3 separate regions of the Mus musculus genome follow, and regions 1 and 2 are each linked to region 3. Evidence: chromatin loops called from intact Hi-C (ENCODE). Cell type or tissue: left cerebral cortex. All regions are shown on one strand. Region 1 overlaps Rrp1 (ribosomal RNA processing 1 homolog (S. cerevisiae)). Region 2 holds the start of Agpat3 (1-acylglycerol-3-phosphate O-acyltransferase 3). Region 3 overlaps Agpat3 (1-acylglycerol-3-phosphate O-acyltransferase 3).

Region 1 (8,000 bases), 120 kb before region 3:
GGATGAAGCTCACCCTGGTCAGCAGCCATAGCTGGTGCTGTCCCCAGTGCTGGCACTGCCGTGACTGAAGGACACCATATTGTCCCAGGAGTTTGCTCACAAGCCTTACTTTGTCCACAGCGGGGAGTGAGGCAGAATCCTCAAGTGCAGACCCAGGCCCAGGAAGGAAGAGGAAGAGGAACAGGAAAACGGATGAGAAGGCTGGCCAAGGGGGTCCTCCTGGGAAGAGGAGGAAGCCCGGGGCTAGGGCAAAGGGGGCTGGGGCCCAGCAACCCAAGAAGAGGATACAGTCATCACAGAGTGCAGAGTGAGGTGCACAGCCCAGGCTGGCACATGGTGGAATGGGGCAGGATACCTGGGCATGCTCCTGCAGCCTCTGAATGCCGAGGTTCTGAGCGTCCGTCCTATAGGGGAGGAGCAGGAGGAGGACGGAAGAAACTCTTGGTTTAGTCCCAGCCTTTAAGCATGATCCTGCCTCAGAGCCATGACCTGCATCTCAGAAAAACACTCAACATTTCACTTGTACATATGCTATGGCTGTGCCTGATCCTAGCCAGAGAGGCCAGAAGATCTGGAGACTGAGTCCAGCCTGGGTTGCAGAGTAAATCCCTGTCTCAGCTTCCCTCCACCATAGTCAGGAAAACAAAACCAAGTAACTGTGTGGTCACTGTCCCCTCCACCCTTGGCTGCCCACAAATAAACTGCGGGTCCTTACAGCACATGGCTGCTTCTCCCATTTTTGGATGTGTGTGTGTGTGTGTGTGTAGGGGTATAGCAGATGTCACTTCCTGGGTGAGGTGTGTATTTTCATCTTACTTTTGAGTTTATGTGCATCTGAGAACCCTTGCAATAGAGCCTGCCCGTGGGTTCATGCTCTGTGCTCCTATCTCAGACTTGCATTGTTGAGGGTTTTCAGGAGGTTCCTGAGACTGAAGTGACAGGGCCATGGCAGGAGAGCCTGGCTGTTGTCACCACCTCTCTTTGGGACACTGTACACAGCATTTATAGAGACCCCAGCTGGCAGCCTGAGCATGACCTGACTGGGCTCTTATTCTGAATAGAGCAGACTCAAGCCCTGCTGCTATGGGCTTGTCCCTTCCTTGGGGTCACTACTGGGGCATCCAGGGCTGCAGGAGGCCAGGTCATGGGAGGAAAGACAGTGCCTAAGCAGTCTCTGCCCCTGGACGCTGTGGTAGCCTAAGCACATCCCAGAGTGCACAGGAGACAGCATTGGGTGGTGTGGGTCACCATTCTGAGAGAGCTGCTTAGGACAGTCACTGGGTGTGACACCCTGGTTCTAATTGAGTGAGGCCCTGGGTTCTACGCCTGTTTCCCCTGGGGGAGACCTGCAGCCAGCACCACCATGTGAAGCACTTCTATGTCTGCAGTCTCTTTAGTAACTGCTTGACTCCAGACAAGAATCACCAAGTCCCTCAACATTGACTGTGGATCTTGACTGATGGAGATCAGGCAGTGCCATGCACCCCAGAGGATAACATTATCTGTGCGAAAGTGGCCATCTTCAATCCCGTGTTCACAGCTTTGAGAGCAGTCACAAGGCACATACCCACTGTCTCATTCGTGAGATAACAGGATATTCTCAGAACTGGGCAGCCGCCAGCAGTTACACATCTGTTACGCCTGGTGAGCCTGCTCCCTGGGTCGGCAGCCTCTGATCTGCGTCATGTCGGTGGGGGGTGGGGGTGGGGCTGCTCTGCACAGGCGCACTTGGGATTGTGCAGTGATGCATGGTCTTTGCATGTCACTGAGCTGTTCTCAGGGCTCAGGCCTCTTTACTGCTCTCGGGGGGTGGGGGGGAGACACCCAGGAGTGCAGCTGCCTGGGCAGCTGTTTGAAGAACCACCAGGCTTTTCTGCAACTCACCTGTTGCGGGTCTTCCGAATGACAGCCCCTGCTCCCAGTGTGAACCCTCGCCTGTCAGTCCGCGGCTTGGCCTCCGACATACAGCCCCAGACTATGGGGGTGAACCAGGCGACCCAGCAGTACCCCCTGTTCACAGTGTGGGAACTTGCCATGCCCTGTCCTGTTGGGTGTGGCAGTTCATGCGGATGCTCACCTGGCTACCTTGTTCTTTTCTGGGCAGTCCAGTTGATCTAAGGAGGTGATGGACCAGGAGAGGCTCTGCCTCTTTGACTGTGTGACCTCCATCAGAAAACAGGCCCCTCCCCAAGCCCATACACACATGAACAGACACATACACACATGAACACAAACACACATGAACACACACACACATGAACACACAGGAGAAAAGGAATTTCTTGGTACTGATGGGGAGGTGGGTTTCAGGACCCCCACAAACACTGAGCATCACCAACACTAAAATCCCTAACTAACACTAAAATCTCCAAACTATCTTCACAGAACCCCATAGAACTTCCTATGTACTTCATGTTCACTCTTGGTACAAGGCAAAAGTCTACACCAATGGCTGCCATGCTTTGTTAAAGGAAATAAGGGGTGAGGGGAGGCACATGCAAGTTCAGTGCAGACCATACTCAATGTGAAACTGTTGCTTTTGGACAGTTTGCATCTACAGGTATTTGAGTCCCCAAGTTGAGAGCCTGTAGTAGTTACAGAGAGGTGGACTGAATGTAATTTATTTTTAATATTTTTCCAACCTGGCGGTGGTGGTACATACTTTTAACTCCGGCACTCAAGAGGCAGAGGCAGGAGACTCTCGAGTTCGAGGCTAGTCGAACAAAACAACACACACACACACACACACACACACACACACCTTTCATTGCAATAGGGATGATGTCTGAAGGCCACAGAGCAAGCAAAAACCCAAGCTGGGGATATTATGGCTTGGATCAGCTCTGAAGGCTATCCTGGGGCCCTGAAGGTTTTCTCTTAAGATCACCAGGGGATCAAACAAGAAGACAAGAACAGCCCCACACACTCACACCACGCGGGGGGGGGGGATTGCCTGCTTTATTAAGAGCCTATTGAATTAAATGTCAAGCTCATCTATTTCTACGCTTTCTTAACTGCCCCACTGGTTTTGATGTGGGCTCTGACCCTCATGTGAGTCTGTGCCCAGAGAGGATGCTTCTGCTGGACCCAGACCTCAGGAACCTAGCCTGTTCACATTCTCCCTTTCTCTGTTAGACTCCTCCCCACAGGCTCTGACCAAACCTTAAGGTTCTATTCCTGGCAGGACCACCCACCCAGGACCCACCCCTTCCTTACCTGCTCGCTCAGGGTTTCTGTTGCTGTGATGAACACCATGACCAAAAGCAATCTGGGAAGGAAGGACATCAGGGCAGGAACCTGGAGGCAGGAGCTGACAGAGGCCACAGAGGAGTGCTGCTTACTGGCTTGCTCTCACATTGCTTGCTCAGTCTGCTTTTTATAATGCCCAGGGCCACCAGCCCAGGGGTGGCACCACCCACATGGGCTGGGCCATCCTACATGACCAGGAAAATGTCCTACAGGCTTGCCTACTGGCCTTTCAGGGTCATTTCTCAATTGAGGCACCCTCCCTCCAGACAATGATAGCTTATGTCAAGTTGGCAAGAAACTCTTTGTCAACTTGACAGAAATGTCACTATTAAGCCACAACCTTTTTTTTTCTCACACATTAATATCAGCATCACAATATAAAACAAACTTAAGAAGTTCCATGGTCTTAGAAATTCAAACACTATAAAAGTTCAGTATCTTTTTTTTTTTTCTTTTTTGAGACAGGGTCTCTTTGTATATATATCCCTGACTGTCCTGGAACTCATTCTGTAGACCAGGATGGCCTTGAACTCAGAAATCCACCTGCCTCTGCCTCCCAAGTGCTGAGATTAAAGGCGTGCCCCACCACTGCCTGGCTAAAAGTTCAGTATCTTTCAAAAATCCTTAGTCTGGGGCTGGAGAGATGGTTCAGCAGTTAAGAGCACTGGCTGTTCTTCCAGAGGTCCTGAGTTCAATTCCCAGCAACTACATGGTGGCTCACAACCATCTGATACCCTCTTCTGATGTGTCTGAAGACAGCAACAGTGCACTCATATGCATAAAAGAAATAAATCTTTAAAGAAAAAAGAAGAAGAAAAAATTTTAAATCCTTAGTCTGGCTGGGCAGTGGTGGTACACATCTTTAGTCCCAGCATTCACAGCCGATTCCTCACACAGTTAAACGGCAGAATACCGTGACCCATGCCTTGCCCTGGGAGGACCACAGGACCCTGCTGAAGGGAGCACCACTCCTTCTTCTCTTCCTGAAGTAGCTGCCAGCAGGTTCTGGCTGGAAATGCGCCCCCACCCCCACCCCTGCTCCTTCCCTTTGCATGTCATTTTCCTCAGCTAGTCCTCAGACACGTCCCCAGGAAGGTCACACTACAGACAGCTCTGCAGCCTGTGCCCATGGACTTGCACACGCATCCGCTATGACATCTCCACCCATCAATCATGCATCTTTGTAGCCTTCCACCTACTCCTCTACCTTCCCTAACATCTAATGTGTATCTCCTATCGTCTTCCCACCCACCATTCCCCTCTACCCATGTTTTAATTGCTCTATCAACCACCACCACCCCTACTGAAATCACCGTGGAGCTCCTTATTGGCAGGGAGCTTTGGTCTGGACCCTGGAGCGGGACAGCCAGCGGGCACGCGGCCTTCTCGCAAGTCCCCAGGTGTAGTTCCAGCATCTGCCTCTAGCGGGCGCCTGGTCTTGGTTAAGGCTCTGGAGGCAGCACACCAGCATCTCCGTTTCTTAAGTACTGGCTGTGGTTTCCATGGGAACAGGCTTCTGGAAGGCAGGGAGGCACTTTCCTCCCAGCACCTCTCAAAAGCTGAAGTGTGCCTTGCCTTTGTTAACTGCGGTCCCGTTGGCAGTCTCTGACTTGCTCTCTGGACAAGTGGTTTTTGTCACGATTTTACTAAATTCTGACTTGATGGAAATTGGAGGCACACCTACTCTCCCTCCCCCAACCCCCTCCCTCTCTTTCTCTCTCCCTGGGATCAATCTAGAAAATGAACTGTTTCGTGAAATAAGCTAAAGTAACCTCTAGCTCATGCTAGAGGGGAGTAGGAAGGACGCCCCCTCCCCCAACCACCCCTAACCAACAACGACGGGCATCAGTTTGCCTTAGGGTCTCTGTGATTGGACTGAGCCAGGCTTTACTGCCTTGATCAGGAAAGGGAAACCCCAGCTGGGATTTCTGCATTAAAGCTGAGACCTCTGATTGATTTCTGTAGGCCTGACCCCAGCAAAGGGATGTGACAAAGGCACCTACCTCAGAGCCCTGCCCAGTCTCAGTGATGCCTGGAGCCTCTGGAAACCCCCTGGGTTGGAAAGGAATCTCTGGGGCTACCAGGTGCAGTCAAGGCAGGAAACCCAGGGTTCCCCTGTGTCAGGTCAGAATCTTGGTCCAAGTGGAGACACATACTGCCCAGAGGGCCAGTGCCACCCAAGTGACTCTCCCAGCCTGTGTGTTGTCCCACCTGCCCACTACTCCCTCTGCCTTCCTAGCTTCCATTCTGTTGATGCACTGTGGACCTCTGGTGTTCAGAAAGCATAGCACTCACAGGGAAGGAGCGCGGGTGGCTGCTTTACTCTAGAAAGTCAAAAACAGCTGGCCGGGCCTGGTGGTGCAAGCCTTTAATCCCAGCACTTGAGGCAGAGGCAGAGGCAGGCAGATCTCTGTGAGTCTGAGGCCAGCCTGGTAGCCTGGTCTACAGAGCAAGTCCCAGGACAGCCAGGGCCATTACACAGAGAAACCCTGACTCAAAACACAAACAAACAAAACCAGCCCTCAGACTGCCTTGTTCCAGTTAATCAGCCCACTGCCTCTGGCTCTCTTCTACACGGGGCCGTTTGTTCTCTCAGGGTGCACTCTCGATGTAACATGCACCATACCCTGGGGTGCAGGCAGGGACCCAGGACCAGGGTGGGGCTACAGAACAAGAGATGGGAATCCTTCCTAGATATACGATTCAGAGAATGCTTAAGAGACCTGCCTTTCTCCCTTCTTCCATTCCCATGGGCACTGTCACACCAGCCATGGCCTGGTTACCTTACTTCACTCACCAGGAAATCAATGCTAAGAAGTTCACACTGTCTCCTGAGTGGTGTGCTCACACCCACCAAGTCCTCACGTCAACTCACTCAGCTGTGTGCCTGCCAACAAACGGTTATCTTTAATTTTTTAAAAATTATTACTGTGTATGGGGGGGGGGAAACATGTGTATGCCTTCGCATTCCTGGGGTGGGGGTCAGAGGATAATTTCTCCAGAGTCGGTTCTCCCACTGTGGGTCAGGGGATGGATCTCAGGTGGCCCTGTTTTGTACGTAGGTAGTCTCCTTCCCCAGCCTGCCTTAATAGGGGTTTTCTTTCTCATTAAGGAAAGAGAGAGAGAGGTATAGGTAAGGAGACAGGTATCCCTGCTAACACGACTGTCTCCAGATCTTGAGAGGGGACCCGCAGCATACAGGGCCATATAGGAAAGCCACTTGGGGACGCCTTTGATGACCAGGAAGCAGAAGAAACAAGAGGAGAGGGCAGGAATGGGTCTGGTTGGGTTTTGTCAACTTGACACATCTAGGCATAGCTGGGGAGACGGAATCTTAATTGAGAAAATGTCTCTATAAGATTGGCCTACAGGCAAGACTGCAGAACATTTTCTTGGTTAATGACTGGTGTGGGATGGCCCAGATTACTGTGGGTGCTGCCACCCCTGGGTAGGTGGTATAAGAAAGAAGGTCGGCTGTCGAGATGACTCATCGGGTAAGAGCACTGACTGCTCTTCCAGAGGTCCTGAGTTCATATATATATATATATATATATATATATATATATATGTGTGTGTGTGTGTGTGTGTGTGTGTGTGTGTGTATTTGGCTTTATTCGAGACAGGGCTTCTCTGTATAACCCTGAATGTCCTGGAACTCACTTTGTAGACCAGGCTGGCCTCGAACTCAGAAATCCTCCTGCCTCTGCCTCCCAAGTGCTGGGATTAAAGGCGTGCGCCACCACCGCCTGGCTAGGTCCTGAGTTCAAATCCCAGCAACCACATGGTGGCTCATAAACACCCAGAATGAGATCTGACACCCTCTTTTGGTGCGTCTGAAGACAGCTACAGTGTACTTATGCATAATAATAAAGAAATCTTTGGGCCGGAGCAAGCCGGGGCTGAGCGAGCAGAGTTGACTGGAGCAAGCTGGGCCAGCCAGAGCGAGTGGGGCCAACTGGAGTGATCAGAGGTCCTAAATTCAATTCCCGACAACCACATGAAGGCTCACAACCATCTGTACAGCTACAGTGTACTCATATACATAAAAATAAATTAATAAATCTTTTTTTTTTTTTTTTTTTTTTTTTTTTTTTTTTTTTGCTCACATGGGCAATTTTATTAAAAAACAAAACAAAACAAAACAAGAACAAAAGACCAAAACATCACACAGAAGTTCACCCCATAGAAGGAAGATCCCTGGGGCTGGACCGCTCTCCTTTGCTGCTAAGTGTCCTGCTGCTGCACGAAGGGGTTGGGGATGGCCTCCATGCCGTCCTGTGGGCAGATGAGCACCACCGAGGTGCCACGACATACGACAAGCCCCAGCTGCCGAGTGTCCTCCGTCAGCTTGTACTGGTCATCAGGGTCTCTCATGTACTCCATGGTCCCATCCAGCACCAGGTTGAGCAGTGGGTCAAAGCCCTTCAGGATACCGCTGGCTTCCCGGCCACCCTGGAACTTCACCCGAATGGTCTTATCGATGTACTTGGAGAGGTCCAAGATGCTTTCTTTCTTCTTTTTCTCTTTGTCCGCCATCTTGTCGCCTCACGTCCAAATTAATAAATCTTTAAAAAAGAGAGCCAGGCAGTGGTAGTGCACGCCTTTAATCCCAGCACTTGGGAAGCAGAGGCAGATGGATTTCTGAATTTGAGGTCATCCTGGTCTACAGAGTGAGTTCCAGGACAGCCAGGGCTACACAAAGAAACCCTGCCTCGGAAAAAACAAAAGAGAGGGAGGAAAGGAGGAAGGGA
Region 2 (8,000 bases), 72 kb before region 3:
TTTCAAGAAAGGGTTTCTCTGTGTAGCCCTGGCAGTCCCAGAACTCACTCTATGATCAAGCTGGCCTCGAACTCAAGAGATTCTCCTGCCTCTGCCTCCCAAGTGCTGGGGTCAAAGGCGTGTGCCACTAACCTGGAGACTTGTGTTATTAAAAAGTCACGGATATGACTTTGGCCATGTATTCCCAACTCATATTATTTGAAAGTGTTTCTTTGAGATAAGTTCTCCCTCACTCTGTAGTAGACTGTTCTCAAACTTGAAGCAATCCCCCTGCCTCACCCTCTTTAGTACTGGGATTGAAGACCTGGGCCACCTTAGTGCCTGACACATTTAAAAGCTTTCTAAGGAACCCTCTTTGTTTCTTTTTCTCTGTCTGTCCCTGACTCTGTCTCTGTCTCTCCCTCCCTGCCCCTTTTCTTTTTGAGACAGGGGATAATCCATCTCCTAGTGGCTAGTGCTAAGTTTTTGTCTCTGTGTAGCCTTGGCTGTCCTGCAACTTGCTCTGTAGTCCAGACTGGTCTCAAACTCACCTCAAATTCAGACTGGCCTCAAACTCACCTACCTCTTTGTCCTGAATGTTGGAGGAGGACCAGGTGGGATCACAGGCTTAGAAGATCAAAACATAGGCCAAAAGGGTCCAAGAAATCCTTTCTGAGCTAGCTAGAACAGATGGGAGTTGCCTGTGTATTTACTGTAAACAGAATCTATAATCTCCATTGTGAAATCCACTAAGTTATGGGGTCACTGATGGGAAAGGAGTTTGATTAAACCCAAACGTTATACTTCAGCCTTAAGTGTTATTTTAACCCTTTTGTTTGAAATACTTGAAAAGGAGTCTTGTACAGTTTTAGTGGGAGAGGATGTGTTTTTGTGCCCAGTCCTGCTGTGACTTGATATGTCAGGGTGGGTTGGCACCCACCTCTTCTTAGAGAAGGGGAGGGGGTGGGCGGAAGAACTGTATGAGGAAGGACTGGGAGGAGGGGGGCTGCCATTGGGATGTAAATTAGTGTGTGTGTGGGGGGGGAGGGAAGGAGCCTTGGCTCAATGTAGGTAATCTTTATAGCAAAGTCTGCTGAGATGCAGCTTTCAGCTCATAAACATCAACCCCTCTGGATAAGGGGTTGTTCTCCCTTCCCATGCTTAAACTTTCCCCATTTCTCTTTTCTGTCAGCTCAGCCTCTGCCTTCCAGACAGCTTGGCTGAGTCATGCAGCCTCTTCAACTCTTCTGTAGCCACCCTGTCACCTGTTAAAGGAGTCTAGTGGTGTGATGAGTTATTAAAGTTAGTAATTAAGATCGTGTTGGAGTGAAAGAACCTGTTTGCTGGTGGTCACAGCAGCTTATGTAGTTGAAGAGAGCTGGGGATTTATTACTCAGTAAATTGTGACATTATGGGAAGGCACATACTTTCCTGTCTGTTACTGCCCTAGAACAGGAGATCCTGCCCAGAACAGAAGCTTTTACAGGTAGGCAGCTCGCCCTGTGGTATATGGCCTAAGTCGTTTTCAAGTGAACTTGGAAAATAGGGCTTGGATCCCAAGGCCTGAGCAGGCAAGAGGCCACACAGGTTTCAAGTGGTGTGCAGATGGCCTGGTCCTGATGCAGCATCTGAGCCTGCACAGTCCTTCTTGGCCTGTTTTAGGATCAGTCCCTTGCCTGGTGAGGGAAGGAGACTCAGGTGGCTGTTGGTCCTCAGATCCGATGACTCACTATGGACGGAACAGGCTTCTTAGAGAAGAGGGTCCTGACCTTCTTCTGACCCAAGGCTGACCCTAGGAAGACCCTGGACTAGGTTAATTGAGGTTTCCTCCTGGATTGGTTGTGGATACAATGTTGCTAGTCAGTTGCCAACTATAAATAAATCAAAGGGTACAGCACGTGGGAGTGAAAAGCGATCCTGGTGCCTTACCAGGCACTGGGGACAATCCTACAGGATTCCAGGATGGGATCCTTACTTGGGGGCAGGATGGGGTGTGTGTTGGGAGTGGGGTCCAGGAGGATAAGGGAAATGGGGTCTAATTAATTGGCGGGGAACCCCCAAATTTCCAGGCGTCCCCAGGAGGACTCAGAAGGAAGGGGAGTCTAACCTGAGCCATCAAAACATCCTGGGTCTCAAGGGGACCTCCGGGACTGGGAAGGGGTCTAGGCTGAGGCTCAGAATGATTTCAGGAGGCTGAACGGAGGCAAATCCAGGCTGGGCCTAGGAATATTCCAGTTCTTGGGGGAGGCAACCCAGGAGGACTCCAGGGAACCATCGGGGGTCCAAGTACGGCCCAGGAACACCCCGAAGAACTTCAGGGGGACAAGGGGATCCAGGCTGGGCCCAGGAACACCGCAGTACCCCAGAAGGACTTCAGTGGGCTAAAAGAGGGGATTCAAGCTGGGCCCAGGAACACCCCAGTGGGACTCCGGAGGACCGCAGGCAGCTGAAAGGGAGTCGGACTGGGTCTAGGAACATCCCGCTGGCCAGGGAGGGTGGAGGCTGCTCCCGCGGGGCGCGCCTCGCGTCCCCTCCCCCGCTTGCTGTCCGTTGGCCGAGGCGGTCGCCGCTGCGCCGCGGGCCGCGACTCCTCCCCCGCGCGTCGGTCCGCGCGTGTCCCCGCGTCCCCGCGCCTGGCGTCCCGCGCCGGCGGAACTGTGGGATCGCCGCGCACAGGAAGTGGCGGCGGCGCCGAGGCGGAGGGCGGCGATGGGGGCCCGGGGCGGCGGGCGCCGCACTCGCTGAGGCCCCGACGCAGGGCCGGGCCGGGCCCAGGCCGCGCGCGCCCGACGCGAGAACCGCGACCAGCAGGTGGAGTGCAGGTGAGCCGCGCCGAGCCCGGCCGAGCCGCCGGAGGTCGTCCCCCGCCCGCGGTCGCCGGGCCCCGCCGCAGTGGCCGGCTGCGCTCCGCGGGGCGCGCGGCCTGGAGAGCGCGGCGCCTGGAGGCTCCGGGTCCCGCCCGGCCCCTGTGCGGCCTGCCCGGCCCGCCGGTGCTGTGCGGGGTGCGCGGCGGCCTGGGGATGCGGGCGATCGGGTAGAGATGGGGATGCGGGGCCCGACGAGAGGGCCTGGGCGGCCTTGGGGCCCCTCTCCGGGGGGAACCTTGCTCGGCTCCCGGCTCCTCGCTCTGGGGGAGCCCCCCATGCCTGATTTCGGGGCCCTGTGGGCTAGTTTCACTTTTTTGCTTGCTCAACGCGGAGGGAGGGCTGCAGGTGGGACGCCCTGGAGGAAGGTGCGAGGGCTCGGTTGTTGTTGTTTTTTTTTTTTCTTGACTTTGGCGTTTGAGACCAAAGGCCGACTGTGAATTTCCACGTTTCACTCAGGCGCTGGGGTCATTCAGTAACCAGAGCCTCTGGAGGAAAACACCTGTCCACGGTGGGCCTGGAGCCCCGGAGCAGTTGACCCCAGGTACCTACGACAGGAGGATTGTGAACACTTAAGCTGGGTGGAAAATATATTCAGGTTTCCTTTTTAACTTCGAGAGAAGTTTAGGGGCACAGGGAAATGATTTTAGAAATGGCCTTTCAAACCTAACTTTTTAAAGCAGTGTGGAAAGTCTTCTCTAAGAGAATACTTAAGAGACTGGGTTCTTCTTCCTGGGAAACGAGAAGGCTACTTGGATTTGAGACAGATTGGAATGACTCGTCCAGAGCCAAGATCTTGGATTCTGGGATTGGACACAGGGTGCCGGTTGGGGGTGCTGGGTTGGTGGCTGTTGGAACTGAGTGGAAGCAGCTCTTTCTGCTTCGATGACATTGGGAAATGGACTGTGCCCCTTTCAAAGGGGTCTCTGTGCACTTTGATCACTCCCTTACTGTCCCTTCCCCTTATTAGGTAAGCAGGACTCCTTCCAACTTTAGGATTTAGCCTATAAGATTGATTCCTAGTATCACACTCTGTGCTTTGTAATTACGTTGTTTCCAAAGGCAGTTACATGCAATGGCTTTGCCAGCCTCTCTTTGGTCTTGGTGGCATGTGCTCCTCAGCATGGCTATGTTCAGCAGGTGGATGTCAGCTGGATGTCTGACCTAACTCAGTCTGGACCTACTGGAGGCCTTGTGTGTGGCCCCCACCTGCTCTTATCTGTACAGCAGCAGGGCAGAAGGTCTAGGTCTTAGAAGTTGCCTGTGGAATTGGTGGGAAGTGGGTTAAATACAGTGTCTCCTAGGGAAGGAAGATGGGAGGGATGCTGGAAATGAAGGGAGGTCTCTGTCTCACCCTAAGCTGCTCCCAGATAACAGGCCCAGCACCTGGGAAGGACAGTGCCTGTGTGTTCTAGGGGACTGGGGAAACTGAACAGAAAGTAACTGATCTACTTCAGAAGTTACAAAAGGAGCATCTACTGCAGTAGAGGAGTTGTTTACTTCTTTTCTGGGGCATATAGCTGCGACTCTGTGCTAACAGACTCTGAAACACACTGGGGTCTGAGGAGCAAGGCTAGCCACTTGTCCTGGATTATGTCACAAATCTCCACAGCCAGAATTTAAATGAAGAGCAAAGGGACTCTGATTTCCTCCAGCCCAGTCAGGGTAGTAAAAATCTGTATACATCTGTCTCTGGCCCACTTGGAGGCAGGTAGGGCATAGTAAGATCTTTGTATAGTATGGGATGAGCAAAGATGGAAGTTTATTGTTGTTTCAGGAGTTAGAATGGCATCGTTAATCCAAGCTCACTCCTAACAAGTTGGTGCTGGTTAACTGGTCCAGCCTCTCAGAGGATGGAGCTGGTACCAACTGTGTGTGTTCCCTTCTCCGACGGCTTTGCAGTGTCACTGCTTTTTCAGATCCAGTGCTGGACCCTTGGCATCCCCTACTCTCTCTCTTGCCAGAGCAATGGCTGCTTTCCCTGCATTCCTTGTGTGTACCCCACACTACTTTCCCTTCTCTCAAACGCTGACAGACTCTGAACCACATTTTGGCCTTTGCATACCTCTGTGATGTTTCCCATCTCATTCTGTGGGTGGCGAGGTTTGAACAGCTTGTCTCTGGGTGTGACCGGCCACATTAGGCCAGCGGCATCTTGCTGACTCGTCTGACATGAGCCCCGTAGCTGCTTAGTCTTCTCATTAAGAAGTTTCTGCTGCTCTAGGGCTGGGCTGAGTTCTGTCAAACATTTACTTAGGGACTCGGACTCCATGGGGGTTTGTCCTCATCCATTAACCGAAGAGCACTGGGACCATATAAATGATTTTCCCCTGATTTGTAAAGTGAGTAACTGGACAATGGGTCACTCCTAGAACGACCTCATAGTGACTGCAGGGTTAATTTGAGCGTATTAACCTCACGATGCTTTGTTTCAGGCGGTTGCAATAGCGGTTCTTCTTTGGACAGTCTTGCTGCTTTGTTTAGAGTCCGGCATGTTCTGATCTTGTTTGTCAGCCAAAGTCCAGCAGTGTACACTTGTCACCTGGGCATATCTGTACTTAGTTGTAGGGATGGAGAGACAGGCTGATGAGGTACGTGGGTCTTGCTGTACCTGTGACTGGCTACTGGACTAGTTGGGTGCCTTGCCATGGCTACCTCTCTTCCTCACATGTGGATGGGAGACACACAGGCAGGATATGTTTTAGATGTTAGTAGGGGTGAGTGGAGGCACACTTAAGTCTTTCAGGTTATGACAGGCAGAAGCCTCCCTCCTGGCTGGAGTGCTTCACATCACTTAGGATAATAAGCCGAAGAAGCTAGGTGCTCTCAATTGGATCAGGGTGCCAGTGGCCCAAAGGCCCAAAGAGAGCCCAAAGGTCCCTCTGTGACCCAGGAACCATGCATCATTAATGGGCAGTGTCTCCATTCCTTTTGGGAAGTTGAGGTGAGAGCTATAATAAAAGACAGTGGCAGTGGGTGTAGAGTAGTGTGGTAGAGAGCTGTTGCAGGACACAGGCTCTCCCAGCTGCTGCTGGTTCTCTGTCTCCCTGTCTCTGCTGGCCCTCTGTCTCCCTGTCTCTGCTGGCTGGCTAAGGGTGCTCTTCCTCTAACAATTTGCTGACTGGAGCATTCAATAGTATATGCTGATATTACATTCATCCCTGCTTTAAAAACAAGTTTATTTATTTAGTGTGCATGTGTACCTGTGTGGGTATGCATATGGTTGGGGCTTTGTGTTCAGAGGTCAACATTGGCTGGCTTCCTTCATTGCTCTCCACTTTATTCTTAATTATTTTAAAGAAAGATTTGTTTTTATTTTAGGTGTGTGAGTGTTTTGCCTGCATGTATGTGATGACACTATACACTTGTCCTGGTATTGGAGGAAGCCAGAAGAGGGTTCTAGATCTCCTGAAGCCAGAAGAGGGTTCTAGATCTCCTGAAGCCAGAAGAGGGTTCTAGATCTCCTGAAGCCAGAAGAGGGTTCTAGATCTCCTGAAGCCAGAAGAGGGTTCTAGATCTCCTGAAACCAGAGTAACAGATTACTGTGAGCCACCACGTGGGTGCTGGGAGTCGAATGGCCCTCTAGAAGAGCAGCCAGTGCCCACTCTTAACCTTTTAACCACCTCCCCAGCCCCCTCCTATTTTTTAAAGATTTCTTTCCCCACTGACCAGGTGTGTGTGCATGTGCCTGCACGCTGTGTGTCCAGTACCTCTGCAAGCCAGAAGTGGTTGCCAGACCTCTCTGCCTTGGAGCTGGAGTCACAGGTGGTTGTGAGTCACCCGTGGCTGCTGGACACTGAATTTGCGTCCTCTGTAAGGGCAGCAAGCACTTTTAACTGCTAAGCAGCCTCTCCAGCACTGGGATTACAGGTCTGAGCTGCTGCACTGGGCTCCCTTATGTGGGTCCTCATGCCATGTGGCATCCTCCAGCCCCTGCCTCTGCTTTGCGTATCTCATTGCTGTAGAGAATGCCGTCACCGTGTCAGTTTTATATATACACACTCTCACAGAGTCATGTGCAGGTGATCCAGTCAGGCTTCCCATTGATTGATTTCTGATCTCAGTCATTGTTCTAGTGTAATTAGAGGGATCGATTGAGTGAACCAGTTTGCCTTTTATTAGAGAGAGACACAGAAAGTCGGAGTCCCTCAAAAAGTGTGGTGTAGATTGAGGAGATTTTTTTTTTTTTTTTTGCCAGAGGCAGATTGGGTCCTAAATAAGGACATCAAGCGCTCTTAACTGCTAAGCTGCCTTAGTAGTTCATTAGCCTAGGCAGATCATTAAATGAAGACCGCATCAGCTAGAGTTACGTGGGAAATGGGTGCCACAATGAAGTTCAGAGTGCAAGAGGTCCCCGGGGAAGATGCTGAGTGGTGAGCCCCAAGCAGGTCTGGGAAAGGAGGCTGGGCTGGAGGGAGGCAAGCCAGATGAGGGAGAGTCTCGGCAGAGGATAGCTTAGTCAGGCTCATGCAGAGAGCTTCAAGCTAGGAGCTCCACAGGGCCCACGTCCCACAGGCTGCCTGCTGAGTGCACTGGACTTCTCCCTAACCTCTGAGCTCCCTGGTCATGTGGCCCCACACATCACTGCAGATGACAGACGCCTGAGTGGCAAAGTTCCAGCCACTTCAGAAATGAAGCCTAAAGCTTAATAACTTTGTCTTTCTAGCTTGGACATTTCTTGGGGGGAGATGCTGGCACAGGAGGGCCATGTCCCATTGACTAGTACGTGCTAGGTAAGCATTCTACCAGCCATATCCCCTAGCCACACCCTCAGTGCCAACGTATAGTAACCTAATGTGGGTTTTTTGTTGTTGTTGTTTTTTTGTTTTGTTTTGTTTTTGTTTTTGTTTTTGTTTTTGAGACAAGGATTTCTCTGTGTAGCCCTGGCTGTCCTGGAACTCACTCTGTAGACCAGGCTGGCCTCGAACTCAGAAATCTGCCTGCCTCTGACTCCCAAGTGCTGGGATTAAAGGCGTGTGCCACCACTGCCTGGCTACCTAATGTGTTTTGAGTATTTGCCTGCACACATGTGTGTGCACCCTGTGGCTGCCTGGTGCTCATGGACATCAGAATAGGGCAGAGGCCCCATGGGAATTGAATTAAGGACAGTTGTGAACTGCCATGTAGATCCTAGGAACTGAGCTTAGGATCTCTGGA
Region 3 (8,000 bases):
GGCTCTGGTTCCATCCCCACTGTCCTGGAATAACCCTCTGGCCTCTCCTGGCCCTCTGTTCATTCTGCACCTAGTTTCTCCTGTACTGCGAAGGAACACGCTTCACAGAGACCAAGCATCGCATCAGCATGGAGGTGGCTGCCTCCAAGGGGCTGCCCCCACTCAAGTACCACCTGCTGCCCCGGACCAAGGGCTTTACCACGGCAGTCCAGTGCCTCCGGGGGACAGGTAGGAGACGGGGACCTGTGGTGAGAAGCTGGAATCCATCACCGCCTGCTAGGCCACTGTGCGAAGCAAGAAGTTGAACAGGGCTGGGGATGCTGCCTTGAATACATGGGGTTCTGTGTTCTGGCACCCCATAAATCAGGCATTGGAGAATTTCCTGCAGTCACAATACTTAGGAGATGGAGTCAGGATCAGACTCATCAGATCATTTTTTTTGAAGTAGAATATAAAATATAAAAATGTAAAATATACCAGAAGCACAGAAGAATAGCAGAAATAGGATTGGCATGTTATAAGACCTGTGGGGATGATAAGTGTTACTTAGTGGCAAACTGTCCAATAGTAAAATTCAAACAAAGCAAAGCATTATAAAGGAGAATGTCAGAGCAGAGTCATCTGGAAGGGGTTACATGAGTCACAGAAAGAGGCCAGGAGCCTGGGCAGGAGGGAACCACCAGTAGGGAGGGTCTGAGCACTTGGCAGCCAGCTGGAAGTGAAGATCATCGCTGTGTGGAGGGGCAGACCCAGGTGTAAAAGTGGCTTTTTTGTTTGGTGGTGACGTCACTGCTGTAGAGTGTTTCCCATCATCCACCGCTCACTGGTCCTGTCTCCACCCCTCAGTTGCAGCTATCTATGACGTGACCCTGAACTTCAGAGGGAACAAGAACCCATCTCTACTGGGGATCCTGTATGGGAAGAAATATGAGGCAGACATGTGTGTGAGGTGAGCATCTATCAGGACTTGATGTGGCCTGCTGCAGGACTCCCAAGGGTGTAGGACACGGCACAGCAACCTAGCAGTCCCTGGAGTCCCATGGCCAGTGTGAGGGTTGATTCTTGTCTGTTTCTCAGTCTCAGTGAACACCTAGGCACACATGTCCCCGAGGAAAGCTCAATCCCAAATCTGGCTAGAGTCAGTTGGTCTCCCCGAGCAGCAGTCACACATCTGGTGAACTTAACTAAACGCTAACCTTTAATCTCTTGCTTTGAGCTAGTGAAATGGAACATCCTGTGGAGCCCCTGCTGGAGTGGCACTGTCACTAGGTGGCTCTGATCGGGCTTGGTAACTTGTAGATAGTGGCCTGGGCATCCATAGGGAGCTCTGGCTGGGGAAGGCTTTGCCTATGCTTCAGAGCCCAGGTGATGGTGCCTGCAGGGCTTGCTTGGCCATCTTCTGTGATGCAGCCACTGTCAGGATCCACTGGAAGGGCCCAAGGCACAGCTGAGACCTCTCACGCAGAAGCAGCCTGCCTTCTAGAACACAAGGTCACAGGTGGACAGGGTGGGTAGAGTCCATGTCTCAGTGTTGGCCGAAGACCATAGCCAAAGTGATGTTCATCTCTGTGCCTCCCAAGAGAATGGTTCATCCAAAATAATAATAAACAGTAAGGTTGTTGGCCTTTTCCTCCTGAGTTTGTAAACAGATAGGTAACTGGCGGGGTCGAAGACCCTAATCCCTGGGGGGGGGGGTTGAAGACCCTAATCCCCGGTCTTGAGAACTCACCCTGTGTTGGAGTCAACAAGTAAGCCTAGGGTCTTCTCCTTCATATTGTTCAGTTTCCAACAAGGACGTTAACCCCAGGGAACTGTGGTGATTAGTTCTGAGCCTTAGCTGGTTTCTAAGGCCAGGTGTGTTAGTTAGCTTCCTAACACTGTACGCATACCTGAGATAATTAACTTACAAAGAAGAGACTTTGTTTAGACTCAGGGTTTTAACACTTTCAGTTCACAGTTGAGTTTCTGTTGCTTTGGTCCAGTGTGGAGTCAGCACACTATGTCAGGAACACACACAGGGCTGAACACAGCAATCACCTCACCAGCCAGTTGGCTAAAGAGGGAGGGCTAGGATGTTGACCCCTCAGAGATAGCCATGACCTAGGACCTCCCACTGGACACCCCCCCCCCCTTTTTTTAAGTAGGACCAGGATCCTGGGAGACCAAAATGCTAATACATGATCTTTGAGAGACAGAGGAGAACAAAAGAAAAACTTTTTAGGTAGATGACAATGACTAAGAATCCGGCCATGTCCAAAAGTGAGACCCCCTCAGGGGCCAGTCATGCACCTGTCCTTGGCTTAACTGCCTCAGGTCAGATCCCAACTGTGTCTGGGTGGCCAGATCCCTGTCATCCGGCTGCCCAGTCAGCCATCAAGCTGAAGTGCCCCCACATGGGCACCCAGCTGTGACAAGGGAGGCCTCTCTATGCCCTTTCCTCCGAGATATGCTGATTCTGTAGAGATGTTGAGCTAGCTGCATTTCAACGGACAGCTTCGAGCTCGCAGAAGCCTTGGCTGGTATGTGCTCTTGAGCACTGACTTTGTCCAAGTGTGCTGTTCCCATCCAGCACACCTCTACAGTCAGCCAAGGGCCCTCCCCCATGCCTCCCTCGAGGGAGACAGAACTCTAGGACTGTGACGGGCATGCAGGCCTGCATGTGCATAGCCCCAGGGTACCTCTGTTCTTTTTGCTGGCGTGTTGGTTAGCCTCATGATGGCAGAAGTACTCCTGGAAAGTTCAGGGTAATAAACTCAAGCTCTAGCTGCTATGAGCAGGGAGCCTGTAGGGCCCCACTAACATGTATCCATCTTATCACACGCACCAGGAGAGCCACGAAATAGGTCCGAGCCTTGTGGTCCTCTTGCTATAGGAGGTGGCCTTCTGCTATACCCCCAGACTGTATGCCATCCATGCCAAACTCTCCCCATGCAGTCCCCAAACATGTGGCTGGAGCCCTTGGAAGGTACAGACATAAATATTTTATCTTCTAAGACACTGTCACCTCTGACCCTGATGTGGCCATGAGCCTGCAGTGATGCTGTGGAGTCACATGCTTTGTAACCGTGGGCTCCACCAGTACTGTGCTGTGGTGGAGAGGTTCCTGGGCATAGCCCACACAGCCACAGCACCTTGGGGCCTCCATTTTAAATGTACAGATTTGTCTCAGCCCATGAACCTTTCTTTCTTTTTTCTTTTTGTTTTGTTTTGTTTTGTTTTTTGAGCCTGGGTTTTTCTGTGTAGCCCTGGCTGTCCTGGAACTCTGTAGACCAGGCTGGCCTCAAACTCAGAGATCTGCCTGCCTCTGCCTCCCAAGTGCTGGGATTAAAGGCGTGCGCCACCACTGCCCGGCTCCATGAACCTTTCACGTGGCTTTTTTTCTGAAAGGACAGACCGTGGGCTATCATGGTGTCCGTCCATGACCCTTACCAGAGCTAGATTTGCCAATTCCCCCCTTATTCCTAGTTCCATCTACCCACAAGCAAATGAAGTCTGAAAACACCAAACAGAAATCTCCAGAAGCAAGCTCTTTGTGAACTTGAAATTACACACGCTCTGAGCAGCATGATGGAAAATGTCAGCCTCACCCTGTCACCCTGGATGCAAAGCCTTGTCTAGTGTACTCTGCTTGGGTCAGCCACCCTCCTAATGTCATTCACACAGACTCACAGTGCTTGTGTTTAAATGAGACTTAGTAATAGCTTCAAAGCACAAGGGGCGTGAAACGAGGGGAGCGGGAGCACTGGAGTGTGGAGCACGGCACACCAGCAAACAGTGTTCAGAGGGAGCACTGGAGTGTGGAGCACGGCACACCAGCAAACAGTGTTCAGAAGGAGCTGCACGCTCAAGGTGTCAGATTTCCCTTGGGACTTGGGATCTGTCCCCAATAGAGGACCCTGATCACCCCAGTCCTTGGCAGCCTATGTGAACTCAAGTGCTCTGTGCCACCTCCTGGGCATCATGAGGTACTGCAGTTCCCGGTAGAAAGCAGGACCCACTTGTCTGGAGCCCAGGCTTCCCTGAAGCCCGCTATGTCACCAAGGCTGATATGCAGCTCCTTATTCTCTTGCTCCACATCCCAAGTTCTGGCATCACAGGAATGTGCCACAGGTCTGGATTCCTATGTAGTCTCGTGTGACCTGGACCTTGACATGTAGACCATGATAGCTATGTCCCTCTCTCTGCCTCCCAAGTGCTGGGACTAAATGCATGTGCTACCATGTCCAGCTCTATGCCTTGTGTTTTGTTTTATGTTGGTTTTTGGAGACAGAGTTTCTCCGAGTAACCCTAGCTGTCCTGGAACTCACTCTGCCGCTCAGGCTGAACTCGAACTCAGAGATCCTCCTATCTCTGCCTCCCAAGTGCTGGTCTTAAAGGCATGCATCTGACTTGGTTCTAGCATTTTAAAGTTTATGACACAAAGACTTATTCTCTTGTGGAAGAGTCTGAGCTGGATCTCCCTGCAGGTATCATGGCTCAGTATCATGCTCTCCTGGAGTAGCATTGCTAGTTGCAGACTACAGACGATCTTCAGTCATTTTTACTGTGACTGAAAGCCATCCCTTGCCCACCCTGTGTGACCTAACATCCTGGTGACTATCAAACCTTACAATGTATTCTTAGCAGACTACCAGTTCTTGCTAACCCAAAGGCTAGGATGCCATCAGATAGACTCTGAGACCCGCAGTAGAGGGCCCTTGCTGTAACCCACCCACCTGTAGCTCCTACCAATGCATTCCATAAATACTTTATAACTTTCTTCATTCTGCAACTTATACAAATCTCACATAACTACTTACACAGTAGAAAATGGCAGTTTTGGAAAATTCAGTATGTGGTGTGGGGCCACTGCCACTCATAGCTGTCAATCCATTGATGGTCACGATCAAGGTCAAATGCCACAGACCCTTGGCATTGATCATCTGCAGCAGTTCATTTGTTGGGAAAGACCAACACCACTGCATTCACCCTATGGGGAAGTCAAGGGATGGTCTGCCAGGCAGGTGGCTCACAAGGGTTCCCAGACATAGAGGCATCTTTCAGTCCTTGTGTGGGGGATGGCCTGACCATGCCTAGAAGGTTCCAGTATGTCAGATGACTGTCAAGAGCTTACTTTGCAGACTGCTTGTTTTAGAAATTAAGAATGAGGCTCAAATAGCTTCAGGTGGCCTCGAATGTGTCACTTTCTCTCTCCTAGGGTGGGGCAGGTGTTCATTCACTCACTTTACACTTTACAGGAGGTTCCCCCTGGAAGACATCCCAGCAGATGAGACCAGCGCCGCCCAGTGGCTTCACAAGCTGTACCAGGAGAAGGTAAAGGCTCCTGCTTGCCCTCACCCCACCTCTAAAGCAGGCTGGGGCAGTTGGGAAGGAAAGAAGGAAGGAGCCATATGGTTCCCCTTTGGGTGCCAAAGACTGGTGGTACTCACCTGCCTTAGAGTCTTCTTTTCTCAAAATGTATGAGATGCATGATAAAGTGAAGTATAACGGTGCCTGGTGTGTGCAACAGCGCAGAGCCCTTGTGCACTGCCTGGTATGTTCAAGTGAAACTGTGTTGATGACATTTTACCACATTTGTTCCTTAAAGAAATGTTAAGCGTGTAGCAGACATTGCCCAGATTTAGAACCGCTTGCTTCTGCTGCGGGTATCCCCCAGATTTACAACAGCACGTTATGTCATGGAACCCTACAGCAGATGTCTCAGGGTGCTTCTGAGCACACATGTCCAGTTCCCACTCCACAGAGCATGCTTAGCCTATGCCCACTTCCTGGGACAATAAGTGTCCTCTTTGCATTGTTCTGAAAACCAGATGGCCAGAAAAACCCATAGTGAACAAAATTCCCTCCAGTGCTGGGAGCAGCTCCCAGGGAAGAAAGGGAGCCCCAGAGACCAAGTCGGGAGGACGAAGGGCCTGTGCTGACGCTACACACCCCACACCCCGCTGGTCGTGTTGGCTGGTTCCCCCAAAGTCTTGAGTCATAAGCCTTCATGGAGTCAGATGGTGACATGTGACTTCACTCAAGGCAGTAAGGTGATGGCATATCCCTACATGAGGCTGGAGCTTTCAAGGAGTCAGCTGGGGAAGGTCGAACTTGTCCCAACCTATCTCTTCCTCCTCCTCCTCCTCCATGCTGAAGAGCGATGCCCTGGTGACTGTCCTCCCACCTACACAGTTCCAGAAGATGGAGACACTAGACTAGAAAAGTGGTACCCAGAGAGTTCCCTCAGGCTGCCAAAGGAAACCTGTGCACAGCTGGAGGGAGGTGACCCCAGAGGCAGACAGCTCAGGGTCTGCCTAGACTGGATTCAAGTTGAAGACCAGCTGCAGGCTACCACAAGACAAAACACCCAAGGGAACCGACCCTTCCTAATACCCGACACAACTGTCAAAGCCCTCAGAGGAACCTGAGAAGTAGCAGACACGGGCTAGAATGAGCATGTAAAGATGAAATGGAAAACAAGAAGACCCACAGAAAAATGGAAAGAGCAGTGGAAAAATGTCAGGGGCAAGCAGAGAACAGAAGCAGCCAACCAGCAGAGCAGTGCGGTGAGGCGAGGACTGTGTGAACAGTGCTTGCCTTGTGCAGATCCCCTCCATTTGTCAATGTTCCTCAAGAGAATTATTGATATAGGGGCTGAAGGGACAGATGGTTCAGCATTTAAGAGCTCTGGCTGTTCTTCCAGAGGACCCAGGTTCAGTTCCTAACACCCAAGTGGCAGCTTACACCTGTCTGAAACTCTTAATTCCAGGGCTTCTGATACCCCACACACAGACATGCATGCAGGCAAAACACCAAAGCATGCAAAATTAAAACAAACTATAACAGGAGGAGCCAAGGGTAGTGGAGTACACCTTTGATCCCAGCACTCCGGAGGCGGAGATGGAGGCGGGGGCGGAGACAGGGGCAGAAGGATCTCTGAGTTTGAGGTGCAAGACCAGCATTCCAGGACAGCCAAGGTGACATGGTGTGAGAGCTTATCACAGATATATATATGGAGAGAGAGAGAGAGAGAGAGAGAGAGAGAGAGAGAGAGAGAGAAAAGAAAACTGTGGTCCAGACTGATAAAACAAGACACAAGCAACAAGCAGGAGAGCTAATTCATGAGCTAGGCACGACTGGCTCTGTGCTCACCTGTTTGAAAACTTGGACAAAGTTTGTCATCTCTTCTACCACACCCTGTGACAGTTGCCCAACAAAGTAGGTATAGAAAGTTCTTAGCTCACACAGCACAGGCAAAGTACCACAGACTCCCTTGGAGTCCAGAACATGTGTGTGTGTGTCTGTCTGTCTGGTTGTCCTTATCCAGCATAGCATTAGAAGTCTTAGCAGAGCAATTATGGAGAAGATGAGAATGCCCAGATTGGAAAGGAGGGTAGGTGAACTACCTACCCTGTTGACAGATGCACAGCCCAATATTTAGAAAAACCTCAAAACTGTCAGAATGTTAGAACTGGAAAGTTCCCTAAAGTTGTGGGATTAAAAAAAAAAAAACAGTATCCAAAAACTAATATCATTTCCCTGTGTCAAAAACTAGCTGAAAGACAAATCCCAGCAAAACCAGTAAAACCTGAGGCACTGTGCTACCGTCAGACATTGAAGTCCTCCTGATGGGAGTGTCAGAAGGAAACGCATTCCAATGCAAGACGCTGCAGCCAGCATTAAGTCACTGCTGTCCATGATTGCCAAAGTAACAAAATTCACACACGCACATGCACACACACACACATGCACATACACACTTTCCATTCACTGATGGATGAATAAAAAAACTATAATGAAGTTGGGTGGTGGCCTACACCTTTAATAATAGCACTAAGGAGGCAGAGACAGGTGGATCTCTAAATTTGAGTTCCAGGACAGCCAGGACTACATAGAGAAACCCTGTCTTGAACACAAAACAAAACAAAAACAACAATAAACAAGCAAACAAAAAAGGTGACAATGATGTGTATAAACACACAGCGTAACATTGTCAGCCATTATACAACCAACCAACT

What was found. A loop is a pair of places that touch in the nucleus more often than their neighbours do. Peaks named below come from ENCODE experiments on the same cell type or tissue, not always from the same donor. Only the 100,000 strongest peaks of a DNase experiment are listed, where the experiment ranks them.
Region 1: it touches region 3 in a loop (8-fold over the local background); 30 of 42 quality-filtered maps call a loop at or near these places.
Region 2: a loop joins it to region 3, with 2.1 times the contacts of the local background. A loop is called at or near these places in 6 of 42 quality-filtered maps.

What each region holds. Positions count from the first base shown.
Region 1 is chr10:78,393,105-78,401,104 of GRCm38, reverse strand. It overlaps Rrp1 (ribosomal RNA processing 1 homolog (S. cerevisiae)), which reads left to right. Exons shown (of 13, transcript NM_010925.2): 13 at 121-743. The coding sequence ends at 311. It also overlaps the pseudogene Gm10146. Among named protein-coding and RNA genes, the nearest start is that of Mir6907, 11 kb to the left of the region's middle. In left cerebral cortex, CTCF peaks have their summits at 4,660 and 5,537; DNase peaks (open chromatin) are centred at 1,507, 4,696 and 5,518; H3K27ac peaks cover 639 bases.
Region 2 is chr10:78,347,014-78,355,013 of GRCm38, reverse strand. It overlaps Agpat3 (1-acylglycerol-3-phosphate O-acyltransferase 3), which reads left to right and starts at 3,314. Exons shown (of 10, transcript NM_053014.3): 1 at 3,314-3,387. Gm40709 (a long non-coding RNA gene) reads right to left here and starts at 2,531. Exons shown (of 3, transcript XR_871856.3): 1 at 2,087-2,531; 2 at 1,407-1,850. In left cerebral cortex, no CTCF peak of the experiment used is centred here; DNase peaks (open chromatin) are centred at 2,522, 3,643 and 4,903; H3K4me3 peaks cover 2,624 bases; H3K27ac peaks cover 1,680 bases.
Region 3 is chr10:78,275,323-78,283,322 of GRCm38, reverse strand. Agpat3 (1-acylglycerol-3-phosphate O-acyltransferase 3) reads left to right here. Exons shown (of 10, transcript NM_053014.3): 6 at 75-228; 7 at 847-949; 8 at 5,238-5,313. Among named protein-coding and RNA genes, the nearest start is that of Gm30122, 15 kb to the right of the region's middle. In left cerebral cortex, CTCF peaks have their summits at 3,961 (motif pointing left) and 5,284; DNase peaks (open chromatin) are centred at 3,960, 5,331, 5,524 and 5,916.